3 separate regions of the Mus musculus genome follow, and all the other regions are linked to region 1. The links are chromatin loops, found by intact Hi-C in ENCODE. Cell type or tissue: left cerebral cortex. All regions are shown on one strand. Region 1 holds the start of Msc (musculin). Region 2 has its middle 56 kb from the start of Trpa1. Region 3 has its middle 73 kb from the start of Trpa1.

The links. A loop is a pair of places that touch in the nucleus more often than their neighbours do. Peaks named below come from ENCODE experiments on the same cell type or tissue, not always from the same donor. Only the 100,000 strongest peaks of a DNase experiment are listed, where the experiment ranks them.
Region 2: a loop joins it to region 1, with 4 times the contacts of the local background. A loop is called at or near these places in 27 of 42 quality-filtered maps.
Region 3: it touches region 1 in a loop (2.3-fold over the local background); 3 of 42 quality-filtered maps call a loop at or near these places.

Annotation. Positions count from the first base shown.
Region 1 is chr1:14,752,454-14,760,453 of GRCm38, forward strand. Msc (musculin) reads right to left here and starts at 3,513. Exons shown (of 2, transcript NM_010827.2): 1 at 2,777-3,513; 2 at 893-1,872. The coding sequence starts at 3,295. The coding sequence ends at 1,786. Gm9947 (a long non-coding RNA gene) reads left to right here and starts at 3,534. Exons shown (of 4, transcript XR_003947744.1): 1 at 3,534-3,784. In left cerebral cortex, no CTCF peak of the experiment used is centred here; DNase peaks (open chromatin) are centred at 3,024, 3,359, 3,851, 4,233 and 1 more place; H3K4me3 peaks cover 2,374 bases; H3K27ac peaks cover 1,225 bases.
Region 2 is chr1:14,859,112-14,867,111 of GRCm38, forward strand. It overlaps the pseudogene Rpl5-ps1. Among named protein-coding and RNA genes, the nearest start is that of Trpa1, 56 kb to the right of the region's middle. In left cerebral cortex, a CTCF peak has its summit at 3,451 (motif pointing left); no DNase peak of the experiment used is centred here.
Region 3 is chr1:14,841,869-14,849,868 of GRCm38, forward strand. No RefSeq gene overlaps it. Among named protein-coding and RNA genes, the nearest start is that of Trpa1, 73 kb to the right of the region's middle. In left cerebral cortex, no CTCF peak of the experiment used is centred here; no DNase peak of the experiment used is centred here.

The DNA.
Region 1 (8,000 bases):
AAAAATGGGTTTTGTTTTCAGAGTGTCTGCTGACAAAGAATACAGACCTTGTAGCTCTTGGAAAAACAAAACAAAACAAAAAAAAAAAAAAAAAACAAAACAGGACATGATGCCAAAATTGTGGTGGTGGGATTGAACAGCAGTTTCGGGGCAGGGAGGGGCAGAGTACAATATAGATAGAATTCCTATAGCTTTATTCTACCGGCCAGATCTAAGAGCTGTGGACTCCAGAGTGTGGGGATGGAGGACTTACCCTTGTAAATAGTAGGGTATGGGTCAGGCTGGAGAAGGTATGTGTGTGTGTGTGTGTGTGTGTGTGTGTGTGTGTGTGTGTGTGTGTGAGAGAGAGAGAGAGAGAGAGAGTGAGAGAGAGAGAGAGAGAGAGAGAGAAAGAGAGAGAACGAAAGACAGAGAGAAACGAACACAGAAACACATAGAGGCAGAGTAATGAGGATTGAAAATTATTAATTAACTACTATATTTATTTTAGATGTGTTTGTATCCCACCCCCAACCCCTAGGCAACCCTAACCTCCAATTGTTTCACCTTTACCAGACTTCTAGTTCTTGCTTTCCAGGGGCGACTCTGGAAAGATCAGAAACACGGAGTATTTTGATTTGATATGGTGGCTCATTCTGGCAACCACGCTGGTAATCCCAGCACTAACGGGGCAGCATGAAGAGGATTGTGAATTCAGTGGCGGCTGCGCTTACATAGCGAGCTTCTCATATATGTCTGTATACGGAGTGGTGATGAGAAAGAGATATTGGAAATCTGACTAAACATTGCCATCCTTCCTACATAATGACAGCCAACTGAGAGAGGAAAGTCCTACATATTTATAGTTGATTTCCACACCTAACGGCCTTAGGAAGAACTTTTACAATGCATGTTTTGTCCATAAAAAATAAATTTATTTACATATGTTAGTTACCATGATAGTGCAGCATTGCCAGGACCACTAAGCACCATGTACTGGGTAGAAACCAGTATAATAGAGACCAGCCCTAGCCCCAGCCACCCACCACACACAGTCCTTGGACCAGGAAGAATAGTACATCCCTGAAAGACCAGGAACCCCACAGAAGGCTATGCTGTGGCAGGGTGAGACAATTAGAGGGGTGAAGCACATGTCCCCAAATAGGGGACAGTGTGGGTGGGAAGGAGCTGAGACCCCATAAACAAGCTGCACTCACTGAATGGAGACCCAACACTGATTAAACAGAGGAGGGAACTCAGGAAATGAACCCCAGTCTGCAGAGATTTCGAGCAAAACCAGCACCTGGAGTTAATGTCTCCACCTCAACATGTCCTGCCCAGGAAGAGTATGCCACTGTCTGTAGCAACACTGCCCTTAGTGACAGGCCCCCGAAGAGCTCTAATGCCGGCCTTCTTTCTAGTGCTGGGAAACAGCTCTCATCCACGGTCACAGAAGGACCTGGCTGTGCAGGACCTTGCCATCAACCACAAGGCAATCAAGATTAGCTTCAAAACCAACCCGTTTCTGCACTGGACTCAGATAGCAGGCAGGGGGTTGTGATCAGAGCTAAAGCCCTAGGTTTTTACCTGGTCCACGTATTCTTCCCCTGAAACTGGGCTTTCTTTGGTTACAGAAGTTTGCACTGATTTGGGGCACCCATGGCCACCTGCGCTCCAGGAGGGCAAACCACACTTGTCTCCTGTCTTGTTCACAGGCCCAGGGAAAGGAGAAGGTCCAGAATCCAGTGGGACTTCCTTGGCCCAGTCCTTTGCGTTTACCACAATCCATCTAACTGCCCTGTCCCTCTAAGCGGAAGTTCCACAAAGCCTGTTGGCTGCAGAAACGTCTTTGCTGTCAGAGTCTGGGCGTCCAGAGACCACGAATGGCCACGTCTGAAAAAATTGAAATGAGCATCAGTTACGGAGGAGAAACGATCACAAAATGAAACCACTTTCCCAAGGGAATCCCGGCGGTCCCTCGCTTTTATTAGCGTTCTGGAAATGTGTGTGTCTTGTCCTTTGATTAGATTTTTAATCCTACTGGTTACTGATTATTTGAGAGCGACAGCGTACCTTCATGCTTTCCTCATGGGTTGCCCACATGATTTTTCTGTGAAAAGGGCGAGAGTTTAGAATTCTGTGATTTAATGTCCCCCTCCCTCACACACACACACACACACACACACACACACACACACACACACACGCTGCATTCCTTTTTAAATAGGTTTGGATGAGATCTTTCCCAAGCTCATGGAGCTGGCAGGTTAGACAGGGACTTTCCGGACAGTCGCGTCCAGGAAAACTATGTTGCATTAGTGTTTTCTTTTGTTTAAACCACTCAAACGTTTATTTAAAAAAGTTAGGTTCTCCCAATCTCCCCCTTCCCCCTTTAAAGAAAGCAGCACTGGCGATTCAACCCTGCTAGGTTGTTGTCTGGAAAAAGTTGGGCAACTGAGTTTTTGTTTGTTTGGTTGGTTGGTTTGTTTTGTTTTTCCAACTTGGCCTAAAAACTTAGAAATACTCCCAAGTGGGAAGCCACACTTTATCCCAGAAGTAGGGTGTTAACAGATAGCAGTCGCCAGGCAAAGGACCAGGACATTTTCAGATGGCTGGATGATTTTCTCCCAGCAAATGGCTGGCTCCTCTTGCCTTGATTCGGAGGTCACTGAACCAGATTCCTTACCACTGGTTCCAGAAACCTCCCCTCTTGGCTCTTCGTCTGGGGCCGAGCCAGCCCTGGGCCCGGGTAGCGCTCTGGGCTGCTGTCCCCCGGCCTCGAGCGCAGCATCCCTACCAGGTTCACAGGGTGCACATAGCTGTCCTCGTAGCGGTCCTCCTGCAGCAGCTGGCGCAGGTGCGCGATGTAGCTGGAAGCCAGGCGCAGCGTGTCCAGTTTGGAAAGCTTGGTGTCGGGCGGCACCCAGGGCAGGCTGGTCTTCAGTCTGGAGAAGGCTTTGCTCAGCACGCGCATCCGGGCGCGTTCGCGGGCGTTGGCCGCATTCCGCTGCGACTGCTTGCACTCTGCGGCCGAGCCCTTAGGCGGGAGCGGCTTCTTCCCCGCACCGCCTGCGCGGCCACCTGCGCCGCCAGCGTCAGCCCCACGGAGCCGCTTCCTCTTGCATCCTCCCGCGGCTCCCAGGGAGCCGGGCTCCTCTTCACCGTCCTCCTCTTCCGCAGAAGAAATGTCGCTGGGCGAGCCGTAACCGCGCTCCATGCGGAGCAGGGGCGGCCTCTTGGAGGCCGGGGCCGGGTAGACCCTCTGCAGCCCCCTCATCTCCGAGTCTTCGGGGTCACTCACCGAGCCGGTGGACATCGCCTATTCCCCGGCGCCCACGCGCGCGCGCCTTTCTCCTCCCCGGCCAGTCTCGCTTTCTCTGGCTTCTTCTCTCTGACAGAGGATGGGGTGTGGGAGAGCCCAGGGGAGGACCAGAGACCAGGGCTTGCCTCCGCACTGAGGCTCCCCTGTGAGCTGGGCGCCTGGAGTGGGCGCGATCTGCTGCTGACCCTGTAGCCCAGGGCTCTGCTGAACTTGACTCCGGATCCAAAAGTACAGCCGCGAGCTGAGCCTTTTGACAGGACTATTTATCTGTACTCTTAGGGAAAAGCCACCCCCCTCCCCCTCGGCAAAGTAGAGGGGGCTTGAAAGGGGGACAAGAGGTGGGGCAGGGGCGTGGAAGGGGTGGGGATCGTTTTTTCCCCCCTGAACCCTGCGGTTAGCGGGGCGGGGGCAAGGAATGTTTGCGCGCAAAGCAAAGACTTAGGCCTCTACGCCCACGACTGACCCTCAGAGTATCTGTGCGAGGTAAGTGAGATTTGGGAACAAAAAGAAAAGACCTTGTTCCTACTCATTCCATTTTCACCTGCAGCTGGTCTTAGTGGGAACTGAAGAATCTGAGCATGCCCAGTGCGGCTTGTCTCCCAGTGTGTTCCTGGGGACCTGTCATTCAAGTTCATTACTCAAGATGTGTGTTTGCTTATCCAAGGCTTCATAGAACGAGTACAGAGAAAGAGCAAAAACTAAGGAGCAGCTCCAATGACCCATCTCTTGACCCCCATCCCCCCTCCGCCCCCGCTTTTATAGTTCACATGGCAGCGCTTTTTTTCTACTTTGTCTTGTTTCATCTTCAAGCAATTTCTGAAACTTACATGTTATGATGTCCATCTTGCAAAATCACTGGGAGAGCAAATAAGTGGGATCAGGAATCTGTGTGTTTGTAGCATTTCAGTAGCCACAAGCCTCCTAACCTACACATCAAGAGATGTTATTTTCCACTGTTGTAAGATTTCCTCCGCGTGATTAAGGTTTGGACTCAGACCCAACGCTTTGAGAGCAAGTTCTTGGATGCAGAATAGTATGTCAGCACAGTTGCCTTGCCAAAATTAAAGAGAAAGGAAAGGGGAAAAGCAAAGCAAAGAAAGACCAATAACAACCAAAACCCAAAGGACTACCAAGCAGCCCCTAGAATTGTGCTGCATTTCAAGTCACAACAAAACACCTTGCCTTCCCCAACCCCAGAGCAGACAAAACAAGGTGGAAGGCAGGCCAAGTGTGCTCAAGCTGAGGGGCTTTGTTAACAAACAGACAGGTGTCAGCCGGGACTCCCGCTGTGCTCCAGACGGAGGAATTGGTGCCCTTAAAGGGTTGGGGTTTGACTGCCTTGGCTGAGCAGAAGGAAGCTGAGTTTCTTTTCTGTTCCACTCTGTTGTCTTCTTGTACTTCTCCTCTCACAGGTTCCAGATGAGAGTGGGTCAAGCAGATACGCGGATGCAGAAGCTGCCTAGCAAATTCTAGTCTTTACAGCAGAACAAATAGCTGAGCCCTGAGCCTGAAGTATCATAGCAGGTGGCTGGCAGGGGTTGATTCGGCCCTTCAGGCTTCCCTCCACCTTGTCTCAAGGCGATACCTCCCACTTAGGGGTATTGTGTACAACCACCCCTACTTGCTACCGTTCCTGAAGTTTTCTTGTACCTTTTGTCTTTGGTTGGGGGTAGGGTAAGAGAGGTTCTCATCGTGAGACAATTTGAGTAAAAAAGTCCTTTGCTCTCAGATTTTCTGGGTTGGGGAAACGCAGCTGTATTTGGCAGAGAGTTGGGTTTTGTTTTGTTTTTGTTTTGTTTTGTTTTTTTTGTTTTGTTTTGTTTTTGGATTGCTTAAACTTGACTGTAGGCAAGCCTGGCCAGGCAAAAGGGGGCGGGGTGGAGATGGGGGTGCAGGCAGAAAGATGGAAGGCAGAGGTGTTACATATAGATGACTTGAAGCTATCACTATAAATACATACTCTCACACATTAGGGGCAGGCATATAGGTTTTAAAAATCTGGGTTGTTTATACAGGTGCAGAACAAAGCTTTTCCTTAGGAAAGATTAATGGTGGGGGTATGCGGCATTTCTCTAAACAGTTCCCCAAACTGCCCAACCTCAGCGCTGAGGATTAAGGCTGCTTTCTCCTCCTTGTATCCTCCGGAGAACCCTCCTTCTCCTCTCCTCCCAGGCTTCCCTTCTGTCCTGTCCCTTCACTGCGACTGACTACCGACTGACTACCCAGCTCTTGGGAAAGAAACCTCTCTGCACACCTTTACGAATCCTACTCTCCTTTCTCTTTCATTTTTGTGAGCATTTTATTTCTAGTCTGGCTGTGACTTTGTCCTTTTGCCTTCTTCTGGCCTCAGATGTGAGAGGGAGATGAGTGGACCACCTCTGCGTTCCATAGTAGTGAGCAGCTGCAGCTTGGGCTGTGTTGCAGTATCCAGCATTTGTTCCTCTTCACACATTGGCAGTGCTTGACTTTCCTTCTCCTCGAAGCATCCTGAAAGCCCAGAGAGCACAGCACAGCGCAGCTTTCTTGAGTGCCTATATTTTCCCACTGTTTTGATGTAACCGCATATTGTAGGTGAACGGTAATGTCTTTATTTTTCCATTAATAAAGCACTCTGAAGTCAATTCTCCTTGCCTATAATTTAAAAATTATAGACTTGTAAAAGCCACATACTATGGTCTATCACTTATAGTCAGTCTTGATGTTTTCAACCATATTTCTTTTAACTGTGCAGTGGTGAGGGCAATTGATACTAAATTATAAAATAACATTAATATGTTTTATTATATTTCCTCATTCTTGTTTTCTTGCTGCCTACTTTTGGTAATTTCCTTTCACTTATTAATGTTTTTCAGTCAAAGTCTTGCTATATATCCCTGGTTGACTTAGTGCCTTTTACATATTCCAGGCTGGATACAGGTAGGACAGTCTTTCTGTCTCACCATCCCAAGTGTGAGGGTTGCCAGGACACATCACTATACTCAGCTATTGAAAAATATACATACACATATATGCATATATATATATATGTATATATACATATATATAATTTTGAAATAGAAACTATTTATTTATAACATGTATGTGTGAGAGGAGAGAGAGAGAGAGAGAGAGAGAGAGAGAGAGAGAGAGAGAGAGAATATTATGCGTATGTAATTCTGGACCTAGAACCTAGGCCTTGCATGTATCAGACAAATGCTTTAGCACTGAACTATGCCCCCAGCCCTTGTTAACTTTTTGTGATGAGAAAGGAAGCTTGGGAGCAGCTGCCTGTGTAAGAATTGTCGCAGAAGGTCACGTAGTGCTAACTTCTATTATTCCTCTAGAACCTTGTCTATTTAGAAGGAAATGCTTGCGGCCCCCCCCACCCCCCCCCCCCCAGGATCAGGGCTTGCTCTGGGCTCTAACTAGCACTAAGATGTTTAAGGTTTACTATCCCATCCCAAAACAGTTTCCACCTCTCCCATAAGGGCTCTCACTGATAGAAAGGCACATGGGACTTCATTGGAAACTTTCTCCCCACTCCAGCCCCTCCCCCCACTACAAAACAGAAGCACTTCTTCAATTCTTACTTACTTTCCAAACTGGACATAAAGGGGGGGGGTGAATAAGTCCCTCAATGACTTGATGTCATGATTAAAAAATATTGGAGTGTACAGGAGGGCAACTTTGTGGGGTAGAGTACCAAGAAGCCCTTATGTTACAGAATATTTAAAATGCAGAGCTTTTAAGGGAGCTGTAGCTGGGGTGACATGTACAGAAAACACAGACACAGTCATTGTCACCTCCCATCCTGCTCTGCAGCAAGTCCTTGGTATAAACCACTGGAGATGGGTGGGGATGGGTGGGGATGGGTGGGACTCCTCTATTCTCTGTGGCCAAATGAAAACCATACAGTATGCAGTTGCAGACTAAACTCTTATGGGGAATGTATCTAGGTGGGCGGTCCTCTTCCTATATGAGTCTTAGAGATGCTTCTGTCCATAGCCTCTTTCTATCCTGTTCTGTCCCATTGGATGGAAGAATTTCACATACATTTCGACGACTGTACCTTGATCTAGAAAAAAATGAAAATTTAAGAGCATTCGCGGGCTACGTAAAAGACACCGCACTGGTTACTACTGAGTGTTTGCAGAGTAGCTTCAAGTAGTCCAGGTCCGTGTCCAATACATTGAATATTGAAGATGTAAATGAATGAAAAAATGGAAAATGCTTCATCAACATACCAAGCATGGTACACGATTGGAAGTAAAATACAATCAGCAAATGTCACCCTTTTAATTATAAGGTTGTTGTTGAAAACTTAAGAATTATTTGAATTTTTGATAAAACTTATATTTCTTCTGTATGACTAAGGTTGGGATTCACTATGCAGCCAGGAGCTGAGCCTCCAGCTTGCTGTGGCAAGGCATTTGTCAAGCTGACTCCTGGCTCCTGGAAGGGCACATTCTGAAGGAAACACCTGAGAGGCAGTGCACAGTAGAAAGAAGTAACATTGGTCTCACTTTTCTTGCATCTCAGCACCTGCACCTAACCATAAGTAACTCTGCAGCTCCAAGGGCAAGCAAACACTTCTGGTAGGGAATTACAGAGAAGCATAGAAACACACCGCGTGCACGCGCGCGCGCGCGCACACACACACACACACACACAAACACACCACACCATGCTTCACACACACACATGCACATACCACATACTA
Region 2 (8,000 bases), 110 kb after region 1:
ACAGTTTCTATTTCTGTGATTCAGTTATCACCCTTGCATGGTATCACATACTCCCATCAGTCCCAAAGGCTGTCTCTCTCTTCTCCAGTTGTGTCAGCTTTGGAGCTATTGGCATCATTGCTGAGCCACAAATACAGATGGATGTTTAGCACCAGGCTTCTTAGATACAAGTAGAATTTCCTCAACCCCTTTGTTACAATCCACTTTTAACTCTTGACTGAGAAAGTGCTGCTTTTTCCAAGTGGATCAAGGAGCTCCACATAAAACCAGATACACCGAATCTAATAGAAGAGAAAGTGGAGAAAAGCCGCGAACACATGGGCACAGGGGAAATTTTCCTGAGCAATGGCTTATGCTCTAAGATCAAGAATCGACAGATGGAACTTCATAAAATTGCAAAACTTCTGTAAGGCAAAGGACACTGTCAATAAGAGAAAACAGCAACCAATAGATTGGGAAAAGATCTTTACCAATCCTACATCAGATAGAGGGCTAAAATCCAATATATACAAAGAACTCAAGAAGTTAGACTACCAAATAACCCTATTAAAAATGGGGAACAGAGCTAAACAGAGAATTCTCAACTGAGGAAACTCAAATGGCCAGAAAGCACCTAAAGAAATGATCAACATCCTTAGTCACCAGGGAAATACAAATCAAGACGAACCTGAGATTCCACCTCACACCAGCCACAACTGCGAAGTTCAAAAATTCAGGTGACAGCAGATCCTGCCAAGGATGTGGAGAAAGAGGAACACTCCTCCATTGCTGGTGGGATTGCAAGTTGGTACAACCACTTTGGAAACCAGTGATTCCTCAGAAAATTGGACCAGCTATACCACTCCTGGACATATACCCAGAAGATGCTCCAGCAAGTAATAAGGACACATGTTCATAGCAGCCATATTTATACTGGCCAGAAGCTGGAAAGAACCCAGATGCCCCTCAACAGAGAAATGGATACAGAAAATGAGGTACATTGACACAATGGAGTACTATTCAACTAATACAAACAATGAATTCATGAAATTCGCAGGCAAATTGAAAATATCATCCTGAGTGAGATAACCAAGTCACAAAAGAACACACATGGTATGCACTCACTGATAAGTAAATATTAGCCCCAAATCTGGGAATACCCAAGATACAATCCACAGACCATATGAAGCTCAAGAAGAAGGAAGACCAAAGTGTGGATGCTTCAGTGCTTCTTAGAAGGTGGGACAAAATACTCACAGGAAGAAATATGGAGACAAAGTATGCAGCAGAAACTGAGGAAAAGGCCATCCAGAGACTGCCCCACCTGGGAATCCATCTCATAAACAGTCTCCAAACCCAGATGCTATTGCAGATGCTGAAATGCTTGCTGACAGGAGCCTGATATGGCTTTCTCCTGAGAGGCTCTGCCAGGGCCTGAAAAATACAGAGGCAGATGCTCACACCCAACCATTGGACTGAGCATGGGGTCCCTGATGGAGGAGTTGGAGAAGGGACTGAAGAAGTTAAGGGAGTTTGCAACCCCGTCCAGGTAACAACAGTGTCAACTGGCCAGACTCCTCAGAACTCCAGGGGACTGGATCACCAACCAAAGAGACCACATAGAGGGACCCACGGCTCAGGCCGAATATGTGGCAAAGGATGGCCTTGTTGGAGATCAGTGGGAGGAGCAGTCCTTGGGCCTGAGGGGGTTTGATGCCCCAGTGTAAGGGATTGCCAAGGCGGGAAGGTGGGAGTGAGTGGGTGGGTAGGGGAGAACCCTCATAGAGGCAGGGGAGGGGGATGGGATAGGGTGCTTCTGGATGGGAGACCTGGAAATGGGATAACATTTGAAATGTAAATAAAGAAAATGCTGCTTTCAAATAGACTTCTGAAGTCCTAAAGGGCAGAGTATAGAGCAGGCAGTATAATCACAGGTGGAACCAAGGACATATATTCTATGGGCCACACATGGATGTTACAGAAAAGAGTCAGACACTTCCATCCTGCAAAGTTCCCTCCCAAGAAGACTGCTATCAAGTCTTGCAACAGCCAACACAAACATCAGCTTGGATATAGAATGTTGAATTTAAAAACTGGTCAGCAGCAGAGATGGTCCATACTAGGGAACCTCCTCTTCTTCCTCCTCCTCCTTCTCCTCCTTTTCCTCCTCCTTCTCTTCCTCTAGGATCTCTAGCTCAGACTATCTATTTAACTATCTAATTCTCCTGTCTCCACCTCTTAGATAGGAGGATTACAGTGTTGGTATTTGAACCGAGGCCCTCACACATGCTAGACAACCCTATCAACTCAGCCATTCCAAGCCCCTGTGTGTTGTTTCTTTTGATTCCTGTGTGCTATATTCCATCTTGATGAGACAAATGACTGCTCACTCTTCTCTCTGGATTTTTTAGGCACAACATTTTTACATTGCTGCTTTCAAGTCTTTCAAAAGCCATTTATACACAGACCTATATATATATATTACAGAGCACAGGAAGATAACCTAAGTTTGGAGAGTTCTATATAGAAGATGTCATTTAGAAATGGGAGGAAATATGAATGTTTATATAGAGAAGGAGGAATGAAATAATTCTACCAGACAGTGTCTTCTTTAAAAAAGAGGACAGGAAGTAGAGGGGAGTAGGAAAAATTGGTGTATTTCAGAGGACTTGGCGGCAGGGTGGTGGAAGGGACAGAGATGATCAAAATATGCTGTACAAAATTCTCAATATATATATATATATATATATATATATATATATATATATATATATATATGCTATGAAGGCCAATTTGGAGCTTCCTGAGATTTTGTGTATGAAACTGACTACAGATCTTTGTTAGTTGCTTCTCTGTTGCTTGAGATAAAAGCTTATCTTGGCGAATAGCTTCAGAGACTCCAGTCCATGACCAGCTGGCCCTGTTGCTTCAGGGCTGCAAGAGAAGGAACGGAACCCCTGAAGAGTGCTTGGCAGAGGAGCCCTTGCTTCCTGGTGGTCAAAACAAAGAGGAGTAAGAGGAGGGAGCCCAGGGCCTAGGATCCCCATAAGAGCAACTTCCTCCCACTAGACCTTTCCTTGGGTAGGTGAGGTTATTCCTGAAGGAGCCACAGGATAGAATCCAATTTGACCATTGGTGACACTCAGAATTTAAACTGCAAAATAGACACTTGATAGGAAAATGCTAAAAACTGTCTTAAGTTGGGTGAAAGAAATAATATAGATATCATTATCTTAGTCATATTTGAGGTTCTATGAGACAGTGGATCTGAGACAACTGTCATGACTCAGTCTAAGACATCAGCTAAATCAACACACACACACACACACACAAAACCCAGCAAAAATGGATTGGTGACTTTTCTTCTGTATCTAGAATAATAATATTCCATATGCATCTGTGATAAGGTTAAAAATGCCATCCAGCGCTCATATCCAAATAATTATTATCAACACTGCCACCTAGTGGTAACCAAATGGAGTTTTCTAAATTATTTCATCTTTCAACTCATTTTCCAGACCCGCACATCTGGATTAAAATGGAACCTATGACCCACCTTTCTGAAATGTTGAGTGGTATATCATGAAGTTTGCACTCTTGAAGTACATGATTTATACTAAATCAGGCACAATGTGTAGCTCAGGCCCTTCAGTTATTCTCCTTTTGTGTTCTCTGGCTGTTGTCACCAGTACCAGCCTGGTTCATGACCTTTGCCTTCAGATACCACAGTCTCATAAGACTGAGTGCATGAGCTGCCGATCAATATGTTTATAATTCACAAACAAATTAAAGAAATAATTAAGAAAATACTGCTTCTGAAACTCAAGAAGAACGAAGATCAAAGTGTGGACACTTTGCCCCTTCTTAGAATTGGGAACAAAACACCCATGGAAGGAGTTACAGAGACAAAGTTTGGAGCTGTGACGAAAGGATGGACCATCTAGAGACTGCCATATCCAGGGATCCATCCCATAATCAGCTTCCAAACGCTGACACCATTGCACACACTAGCAAGATTTTGCTGAAAGGACCCAGATATAGCTGTCTCTTGTGAGACTATGCCGGGGCCTAGCCAACACAGAAGTGGATGCTCACAGTCAGCTATTGAATGGATCACAGGGCCCCCAATGGAGGAGCTAGAGAAAGTACCCAAGGAGCTAAAGGGATCTGCAACCCTATAGGTGGAACAACATTATGAACTAACCAGTACCCCGGAGCTCTTGATTCTAGCTGCATATGTATCAAAAGATGACCTAGTCGGCCATCACTGGAAAGAGAGGCCCATTGGATTTGCAAACTTTATATGCCCAGTACAGGGGAACGCCAGGGCCAAAAAGTGGGAGTGGGTGGGTAGGGGAGTGGGGGCGGGGAGGGTATAGGGGACTTTTGGGATAGCATTGGAAATGTAAATGAGGAAAATACCTAATAAAAAATATATATATAAAGAAAATACTGCTTCACTTTTTTGTAACTGAAAATTAAACATTTGCTTAAATAAGATTCCAAACTGAGAACAATTTTGTAATATATTAAAAATGTTTGACCTTCTTTCAGAGAGGTAAATGGCTCAGTAGGTAGAGTACTCGCTGTGAAAGTACAGGAACCTGAGTTCAGTTGTTCAGAGCCCACATGAGCCTACAACAGAATGCACATGTAATTCCAGCATCCAGCATGCCTACAGCAAGATGGGAGGCAGAGGTGGAAATGTCTCTACAAGCTGCTGGCCAGTGAGCCTGGGATACACTATGTACCAGAACAACAAGGGATCCTGTCTCAAACAAGACTGACACCTGAGGCTTTCCTCTGGTTTCCACATGCCCCATGGTGCTATAACACACACACACAGAGGCAGAGAGAGAGAGAGACAGAGACAGAGACAGAGACAGAGACAGACACAGAGAGAGACACACACACAGAGACACAGACTGAGACAGAGAGACAGAGACTGAGACTGAGACAGAGACAAACAGAAAGGCATATTCTGAAGGAGCTTAGAAAGCTTACTTAATTCTATTTTTATATCTGCCTAAATGGTACTGAACTATTCATCTCAAGTCATTAAGAAATGAACTATATTTCAAACTTTTCTATTACTGAGTTCCTCATATTCTATTACAGTTATATTGGTGAACATACTAGACATAAACATCAATAGAATACTATGTTGAAAGTTTCCAGAAATGAACAAAAGAAAATAATTTTCTCATAACAATTAATATAAGTAATCTGCATTGATATCGTTTCTGATCTTCTGATTCTCTCACTCTCTCTCTATATATATATGCATATATATGCACACACACACACACATTTTGAGAACTGCATGATAACCCCACAGAAGTGAAACTAAGGTAGGAGACATTCAATCATCCAATACCTTGTTGGAGAAAAGAGAGTTGTACTTGTTACCATACTTCTGGATCTTTGCAGGGCTGAAGATTGAATCCTCTTCTATTTTTTGGATACAAAAGGAGAAAAAAAATCCAACACTTGGTAGAAAGACCTTTTCTGTTGTTAACAGATTTATTCGATCAGGAAAATCTCTTGTTCTGTTCAATTAACCTCCTCAGACTTCCTCGATGTTTTAGCTCCTTAGAAATCAGTCTTACTCTTCCTAAAGACAACATTTGCATTTATTTTGATATGAGTGTTTTCTCCCTCTAAAACGCATGTTGAAATTTAGTTTTCTTTGTAATATCACTAAGAGGTAGAATATTAAGGAGAAGATTAAACCATGGGTGCTCAGCCCTTCCGAGAGGGATCATTGATGCTGTAAAAAGATGTTCTCGGCACCTTCCTGTCCTCTTGCTCACCTTCCACCCTCTCACTGTGCCATGATGTAATAAGCAGAACCTTCTTAAGTCTTGGAATCTTGGCAATGAACTTGTAATTAGAACCCCAGGAACGGCTTTTTTCCCCCGTAGCACGGCCGACTCTGCAGGTCTGCGTGGAGCCGCGGTTGCGGGTCTCTATTCCGCAGGATGGGGTTTGTGAAAGTTATCAAGAATAAGGCCTACTTTAAAAGATACCAAGTGAGATTTCAAAGGCGGCGAGAGGGTAAAACTGACTACTATGCTCGAAAACGATTGGTGATCCAGGACAAGAATAAGTACAACACACCCAAATATAGGATGATAGTTCGTGTAACTAACAGAGATATCATCTGCCAGATTGCATATGCCCGTATAGAAGGGGATATGATCGTCTGTGCAGCATATGCACATGAACTTCCAAAATATGGTGTGAAAGTTGGCCTGACAAATTATGCTGCAGCCTATTGCACTGGCCTGCTGCTGGCCCGCAGGCTTCTGAATAGGTTTGGCATGGACAAGATCTATGAAGGCCAAGTGGAGGTGAATGGAGGTGAATACAATGTGGAAAGCATTGACGGTCAGCCTGGTGCCTTCACTTGCTATCTGGATGCAGGTCTTGCCCGAACTACAACTGGCAATAAAGTTTTTGGGGCCCTGAAGGGAGCTGTGGATGGAGGCTTGTCTATCCCTCATAGTACTAAACGATTCCCTGGTTATGACTCTGAAAGCAAGGTGTTCAATGCAGAGGTACATCGGAAGCACATCATGGGTCAAAATGTGGCAGACTACATGTGCTACCTAATGGAGGAAGATGAAGATGCGTATAAGAAACAGTTCTCTCAGTACATCAAGAACAATGTAACTCCAGACAAGATGGAGGAGATGTATAAGAAAGCTCATGCTGCTATCCGAGAGAATCCAGTCTATGAGAAGAAGCCCAAGAGAGAAGTGAAGAAGAAAAGGTGGAATCGTCCCAAAATGTCTCTTGCCCAGAAGAAAGACCGGGTTGCTCAAAAGAAGGCAAGCTTCCTCAGAGCTCAGGAAAGGGCTGCTGAAAGCTAAAGCAGTTTTCTATGAAGATTTTTTCATAAAGACAATAAACATATTGATCAAGCAGCAAAAAAAAAAAAAAAAAAAAAAAAAAGAACCCCAGGAACATATACTCGGAAGTGTTCTATCTGTGGTGTTATCACAGCAGCGCACAATAGAGACAGGCATTGTCCAATATTTTCTTCCTAGATTAGGGTTCTTCCGGAAAACATAACCAAGAGCAATGCAGAGATCCATAGAACAAATCACAGCATAGCGTGAGGTATTAGCTCATGTGATTGCAGAGACTAAAACCTCAGATCTGCTGTTCATAGAGTCCTGACAGAACTAGGAAAGTGGTTCCCCTCCAGACCAAAGGACTGAGAACAAGGAAGGATGCTTGTAAGTATGCTGTGGTTTGAGTCTGAAGCCCTACGTACAGGGGGCCAATGTTTCAGGACAGGAAATGGATGTTCTTGCTCAAGTGGAGAGCCAACTCACTCTGCACCACCCTTGTGCTCTAGCCAGGTCTTTGATAGACTAGGTAACAGATGCCCAATCACCATGAGCAGGTGATCTTTACTAGTCCACTGATTGAAAGGTGGACGTGCTCAGGAAACAGCTCTATGGAGTTTTGTCTGTGGTGCTGGGACTGGAATTTACATGTGAAGCAAGTGTTCTACTTCTGAGGTATAACCATACTTTGCCATCCCTTTTATGTTTTATGAGTCCTTTGTTGAGTCAGCATGTAGTGTCTGTGAACCTTGAGGCTGTAATGAAAAGAAACAGAAATGGAAGTAGGGGAAGGTGGGTGTGGGGAGTATAGGGGGATGAAGCAGTCTAGGGGATTCAGTGACCTCAGGGGGCAGAGTAGTGAAGGCAGTGAAAAGGAGGCAGCTTTAGGGAGACAGCTCATTTTAATAGAGGAAACAAAGGCCATTTAAACATTTCATGGGTGAATAAAGGCATTGGTGACAGCCAGAGTGCTGTGGATGCCTCATTAAAGTAAGGAGGAATTCTAGGTGCTGATGGAATGACCTCATAAGGGAAGAAGAAGTTTAGCCTGGATAAACTTGACTTCTTCCAGGCTACATGTGCCCTACAGGGACAGGCAGACCCAGGGCAGAGGGAATTGATCTATTCCTGATGATCTAAGGATCAGGGTTTGGATATGCCCTG
Region 3 (8,000 bases), 89 kb after region 1:
TCTTTCTCACCAATCAAAGAGCCTTCACGAGAGCTTATTATGTGTCTTGCTTCTTTGGGGTCTAAAAGTTGGTTTACAAATGGCTGTTCTTGTTTCAAAAGAACGGCCAGCTTACTGAGGACCATCTTTGAAGTGAGTGGAACCAGGCCACCCTTTTGTTTTTACCAGGGACCAAAAGTGCAGTCTTCCCAGTTTTAACATTATCTGCACTAATGCAGTGTGGAAAAGCAAACAGAGAATACTTTTGTTAAAATCAGATTAGACTAATTCTATATGAAGTGCTTTAATGAAAAATGTTCAATGGTTGAAATACTATAACTCTGGAGTTAAAGTACAGGTGCAAGATTGATATTCTACACTCCCTAGAGAGCAAACTGCTACGTACTGTGAAAAACCAATTACAGTTTATAGTTGTCTGGGTTGGCTAAATGTCTTTTTTCATGGGAAATTTTCGTTCTTATAAAATAATCATTTTGTATTCTATATGTTCTGAACAATGCGGGCATCCCAAGCTCTTAAGAAATGGATTTATTTTTACTAAGCATTCTTTGCTGTTTTTATGAGGTCATTGACATGACTTTTAAATGGGGCTCCAGGCCAACTCTGATTCTCACATCAGTTCATTAATTCACACAGCTGTCTCAGAACAGCACAAGAATAATATATACTGCAGACAGAGGGCCAGCAAGGGGGTGGGCTAGGCTAGGACTTTATGCTATATTTCAATCAGGAGCTCCTGCTGACATCATAAACTATGAGAAGACAGCTTAAGCTGTGTGGGGAACAGCACCCCCCATGGAAATATGGCTGGTTTAATTGATCCTTTTGAATTTCATCGTATACAGAGTGAGACACCAAATCATTTTTACTCTGAGGAAAGTCAGAACATTAAAGTCAGGCACTGCAGGAGTAGATTAGCGGGGAAACCCAGGAAGTACCTTCAGGACTGGAGACAGACTCAATTGTGTTGATATATGGGCAAGCACAGCAGAAAGGCCTGGGCTTGCCGCCTCACGGAGGAGGCTTCAGGTTTGTTTTATTGGCCACTTTGAATTCATCTCCTCCAGGAGGTGCTTCTCCAAGTGAAATGAGACACGGATAAGATGATTGCAGTGTGAGTGAGGATTGGGGAGAAGCAAGTTCTATGTTCTCAGTGTTAGAGGATACAGAGAGCAAAGGACCCTCTATGCCTCCATGTGACTTCCAGCAGCTTTCCCTTCTTGACCTGATAACAGAATTGCTAAAATCGACCTAAAGCCTTGTTCTGTATTGGATCTTTTGCTGCCAAACTGAACTTAGATAGAACCTACACAGACCTGAGACATCCAAGAAGGTCCATGTTCTCATTGCTTCCTCTGGAATGCATAGGATATTCTCCAAAAATATATTCATCACTTTCACATCGTTTAAATTCCAAATTGGTTTCGGCTTCCTTGGGAGCAGTGAACTAGCCCTCTCTGAGAATAATTTTAATTTTACAAATAAATCCAGCCATATCTTTGGACATGGGGCAAGTTTATAAAATGCGACATTTTAAGTGTGCTCTTCCGTGACTCTCTAAAGCTCACATTTGTGAGCAAGCTTGTGTGGAGATCTGGAGGTTCTTATCTCATCTGGACAGACAAGCATTTGCTTGTTTGTTTGTTTTTTACATGAAAAACTGGTGAATTCTTAGAGTATAGACTGACCAAGTGTAAGAAAGAGAAGAGATTGAAATTGACCAAGAAGGTCAGGAGTCTTCTTTAGGCTCTCCTGCCTCCTTACTGCCTGCCCATCTTCCCCATCACTGCCCCATGACAGTTCACACATACATATACTGTGACAGTTCTCTCTCTCTCAAATGCCAAGTCATGGAAATCAAGGGACTGTAGCCATCAACCTTCTGATCAGCTCTTTGTGGGTAGAGCTGGTTCTGTGCCTCATGCCCACGCCCCTTACAGTCTCCTACAACAAGGTAGGTGGTGTAAAGACAAAGGGTTATCTGGGTATGGTAGCACATAGTTTTCATTCCAGGCAGAGACAAGTGGATCTCTGAGTTCGAAGCCAGCCTGGACTATAAAGTGGTTGTACTGGCTAGTTTTGTGTCAACTTGAAACAGGCTGGAGTTATTGCAGAGAAAGGAGCTTCAGTTGGGGAAATGCCTCCATGAGATCCAGCCATAAGGCATTTTCTCAATTAGTGATCAAGGGGAAAGGCCCCTTGTGGGTGGGACCATCTCTGGGGTGGTAGTCTTGGTTCTATAAGAGAGCAGGCTGAGCAAGCCAGGCGAAGCAAGCCAGTAAGTAACATCCCTTCATGGCCTCTTCATCAGCTACTGCTTTCTGACCTCCTGAGTTCCAGTCCTGACTTCCTTGGTGATGAACAGCAATATGGATGTATAAGCTGAATAGACCCTTTCCTCCTCAACTTGCTTCTTGGTCATGATGTTTGTGCAGGAATAGAAACCCTGACTAAGACAATGGTTTACAGAACATCTAGGGCTACACAGAGAAGCTCTGATTCAGAACAACAACAACAAACAACACAAACCAACTAACACAAAACATACAAATAAAGCGTTCCCCAGGAGCTGATCTTTATCACAGAGAGCATTAGAAACCTTAAGGAGGCTCTCTGTCACTCACCTCCTTGGAAATCTTGCTAGCAGGTTGCAATTTGTTTGAAAGGATGTTTTGTTTGTGAACAGAAAGTATGAGAATTGTCGAATTGACTTATACTCAACATAGAGATGTTTCTTAATTAGCTTGGAAGCAGAAGATGAATAAATATAGCTCGTGTGAATGAGGAGGCCATCATTATTAAGCAAAATTAGGCAACTTTAATTAATAAGGAGTAACTAATAAATCTGACCAAGAGGAAGGAACATTGAGTAATAATAAGAATTTCAAATGTTTATTTAGCGAAAAGTACCCACAGAGATGATGAATGTGCGGAAATGATTCGGATGGTTTATTTTATTTCTTTGGAGTAGCTAGTTAGCATTTTCTATGGCCTGGGGAGGTAGATGGATTTAGATGAGGTTGTGGGGATGGTGCTTCCATGTTGAGGTTAGCTAGTGTCCATATCAGAGGATCAAGAAACAGTAGCATCTACCTGTTTTCTTTCCCCATCCTTTTCTTCGGTCTCTTTTTCTGCCTCCTTCTTTCTCTCTCTCATCCCTCATTTCTCTTCTTTACTTCCTCCATCTTTGTTTCCCTCTCTTCCTCTCCCATTCTCTGCTCCCTTCCAAGCCCTTCTGTTCTCTCCTTCCCATTCCCCTGTTTTCCTTGCCCTTCCAGCCTTGTAAAGACATCACAAAATGTCAGCCCTCTGGAAGCTGGGGAAGGATGCTCACCCACACTTAATCCACCAGCATCTTTAGCTTGGATTGTCCACTTTTGGAATTGTGAGAGACAAATGTAGCTAAGCTGCCTGATCTATGGAATCATATTACAGTAAACTGACAGCTAAAACCGTAGTTTATTTTATAGATTTGTTCCAGTGACTGACTCTCTTCTGTTACTGAACTTTCTTATAATGAGGATTTGTTTCCTTTATTTATAGATTGCAGCTATTTCAGTTCATTAATTGAGTAATTGTATCTGAATGTTCTCACACTTATTTTTCCAAATTGCTGTTTTTGGGAGGTTTTTTTTTTCCCTTAAATACTTGAGATCACAAATAATTCTGCTTTCAGATTTTTCTAAATTTTTGAACATTTGCACAAATGCAATAAGATATCTTGGAAATGGGACCAAGTCTAAAATAATTCACTCTTCTATCCCTTGAATTCTGTTGGTGATGCTTGCATCTATGACTCCTGATCTCTTTCCTATGTTTTCTATTTCCAGGGTTGTCTCCCTTTGTGGTTTCTTTATTGTTTCTATTTCCATTTTTAGTTCCTGGATAGTTTTATTCAATTCCTTTGCCTGTTTGTTTGTGTTTTCCTATAATTCTTTAAAGGATTTTTGTGTTTCCTCCTTAAGAGCTTGTAGCTGTTTATCTGTGTTCTGTATTTCTTTTAGAGACTTATTTATGTCCTTCTGAAAGTCCTCTATCATCATCATGAGATGTGATTTTAAATCAGAATCTTGATTTTCTGGTGTTGGAGTACCCAGAGTGTGGTGGGAGAACTGGGTTCTGATGATGCCAAGTAGCTTTGGTTTCTGTTGCCCTCGTCTGTAGCCATCTGGTTATCTCTGGTGTTAGCTATGGGAGGATATGTGATGTTGGTAGAACATATACATAGGACACAAAGGACAGTGACTCAGCATTTGCATAGGTAGCCTTGCAATGCATCAATGGTCTTGCACCTTCACTGATTGTCAATTCCTTGAGAGAGAAAGAACAGAGAACTTTTCCTAGTGTCCCAGCTAATCCTGGTCATTCCTGATGATTTATGTTGATGGCGAGAGGCCTAGGAGTTTCTGTTGGATCATGCCTCTGCTACTTATTCATGTTTATTATCCTGACTCTATTGAACTGGACTGCTGGTATCTTGACAAACGGAGATTAGAATAGCTCCAAAGATCTACATCCATACAGGCTCATACCCCTCCCCCATCCTATTTGCCATCTTTTCTCTCCTACCTTTTGGAAAATGAGCTAGAAGAGGCAGTTAACATTTGAGATCTCTTATTAAAGTAGGTTTTGTAAAATCTAAGCCTACACCTGAATGTAGGTCAGTAATAAACCATGCATTGCAATGAATGCAACAAATAGTAGAAGATATACATCAAATATAGAATTATACTTGGAGGACTATATATATTAAATTATCATTTTGCTATTTTGCTTTTAAATTTATTCCATTTATTGCATACGATTTATATCCAAGCTTTTTATTGTTCTTTTATGTGTATATGTTCATAATGTGTGTAGATGGGGCAGAGGACAATTCTGTGGAATAGATTTCTCCTTCTACCTTTACATGGGTTCTGGGACCAAACTAAGTTTATCAGGATTGTGTGGAAAGTGTATCTATCCACTGAGCAATCTTGCCATCCCTTAAACTATTTCCTTTTTTTTAAAGAATTCATCTTAGTTTTGCATCTTGAGGCATGAGCCACCATGAACCACCATAACTATCCTACATCACCAAGGTATGGCTGTCCTCAGATTGCCCATACATGCTTGATCCAATATGATTTCCAAAGACAAAAGAGAATAATGGGCTTTCCCCACCCTCATAGATGAAGCTCTGATGTCATGGAATACATTGGCTTTGAGGAGGTGGATTTTGATATTGAGTGTGTGTTTTCCCTTCAAAAACATCACATGGCACTTGTTCCTTGTGAGGCATGACCCAATCACTGCTAGGACAGTAGACCACTTGTCTTGCTCTTTTAAGAACCTAGTGCTTCTGTTTTAGCATTGCTGTATTAGTAACATCAATTTGATTAAACATTTCCACCAGGAATGCTACTGTGAGAGGAGATGTGACTAAGCTTTCCTTAATTTATTTTGAGTTTCACATGAGCAAATGTCATGTAACCCTCATAACAAAAAGCTCCATGCACTGTAGTATTATAATCCAGTTTCTAATTCTGGGGTGAAAAGATATTTTAGGTAGAAAAGAATCATAGGGAAAGGAATGGGACTTTGTGGGTGAAATTAGGGACAGATGAGTACTCAAGTGCCTCAGAGAAATGTATGTGCTGGGTGTAGTGATCATGGGTCTTCACCTTCCCTGCTCTTCCACCCTCTGACTACCCCACCTGTGAGGTCAGCTGCTCCAAAGAGCAATTCATAACACTACAGCTCATAATGTGCTTGCAGGTCCCAAATTGACATGAAACTAAATCAGTCTTGAGTGCTATGGGATAGCACAGTTACCTTTCTAGTGTACTGAGCCCTCTTGGACTCCTAATAAATCTTAGAAAGGCAACGATTAGCTTGCCTGCCAGTTTTCTCCGCTTACAGAAGGACCTTGAAATTGAAACAATGAAGTCCTCTTTAAGGCTGGATTTTATGCTAGGGAGAAAAAGACGCACACAGAAGCCAGATTCTTAAATTGCCTTTTCTAACCCTGGTGTAAGCACTCTGCAAGACAACATTAAATGGCTCCTCAACTTACTGCACATTCCAAGTTGCTGGGGCCACAGGTCATGAAAACATGCATGAAAGTTTTAGTGACTGTATCCACAAAGTTCTTTATTGTTTCTCAAGAGCAGAAGGTGAGCTTCAAATAAAATCTCGGCCACTTATAAACATGTATCCAGTATAAGCATGCATTGCTACAGTTTCCAGGGACACATGAGGCTCACTAGAGAAGGTTCCCATAACATGACTGAGAAAGAATCGGACACAGATGCCAACACTGAATTATAGCCAAAGATAATTCATGGCTCCCAGTATTTTAAAACATAAGTGTAAATTATAAGTCATATTTACTCAAAATCTTAGGGTATAAGGTCAATCGCTGAGTGACCTGCTACCATGTGTTGGGTTTACATAGATGTTACTACTTAATTTTCCAAAATTTATAATCCCTTCTTATGTTGTTTAACTTGCCTAGCCATGCTGCCTACTTTACCCAGTGTCTGTCAAATGTCAGTCCAGACTTTGATACATAGGAATGCTATAGACATTAAACTTCATTTAGTAGGGGCTGAGAATATAATTTTGGGGCAGAATATGTATTTAATGTATTTATAGAATATAAATCCCTGGGAGTTAATTCGTCTAAAAAAATAAATAAATAAAACAAGTAAAAACTTTAAGAGAATTATTGTAACCTGTAGGCCGAGAATCTGCACAGGTGAGTGCATGGACTGCGGAGGGTGACCGAGCTGACTGCAGAAGCAACACAGCTTCTGGGACAGACCCTGTTTTGGGCCTTCATCTTCAGCCAGGAGGCAGGTCTGAACACCAGACCTCTGTGCACCTTCCCCGCAAGAGAGCTTGCCTGCAGAGAGTACTCTGACCTCTGAGAATCAGGAGAGAGCTGGACTCCCAGGACTACTGAAAGAGGCTAACAGAATCACAGGAGGAACAAGATCCAGCCAGACACAACTATAACAACTAATGTCAGAGATTATCAGATGGCAAAAGGCAAACATAAGAAATTTACTAACAAAATCCAAGACCACTCACCATCATCAGAACCCAGCACTCCCACCTCAGCCAGTTCTGGATACCCCAACACACCCGAAAAGCAAGATTCAGATTTAAAATCATATCTCATGATGCTGGCAGAAGACTTTAAGAAGGGCATTAATAACTCACTTAAAAAATACAGTAGAACGCTGCCAAAGAGGTAGAAGTCTTTAAAGAGGAAACACAAAAATCCCTTAAAGAATTACAGGAAAACACAACCAAACAGGAGATGAATTGAACAAAACCATCCAAGACATAAAAAGGGAAGTAGACACAATAAAGAAAACCCAAAGTGAGACAACTCTGGAGATAGAAACCCTAGGAAAGAAATCAGGAACCATAGATGCAAGCATCAGCAACAGAATACAAGAGATGGAAGAGAGAATCTCAGGTGCAGAAGATTCCATAGAAAACATGGACACAACAATCAAAGAAAATGCAAAATGCAAAATGCAAAAAGATCCTACCTCAAAACATCCAGGAAATCCAGGACACAATGAGAAGAACAAACCTACAGATAATAGGTATAGATGAGAATGAAGATTTTTCAACTTAAAGGGCCAGCAAATATCTTCAACAAAATTATAGAAGAAAACATCCCAAACCTAAAGAAAGAGATGACCATGAACATATAAGAAGCCTACAGAACTCCAAATAGACTGGACCAGAAAAGAAATTCCTCCTGACACAAAATAATCAGAACAACAAATGCACTAAATAAAGATAGAATATTAAAAGCAGCAAGGGAAAAAGGTCAAGTAACATATAAAGCTAGGCCTATTAGAATTACACAAGACTTCTTACCAGAGACTATGAAAGCCAGAAGAGCCTGAACAGATGTTATACAGACTATGAAAGCCAGAAGAGCCTGAACAGATGTTATACAGACACTAAGAGAACACTATCAGGCTACGATACCCAGC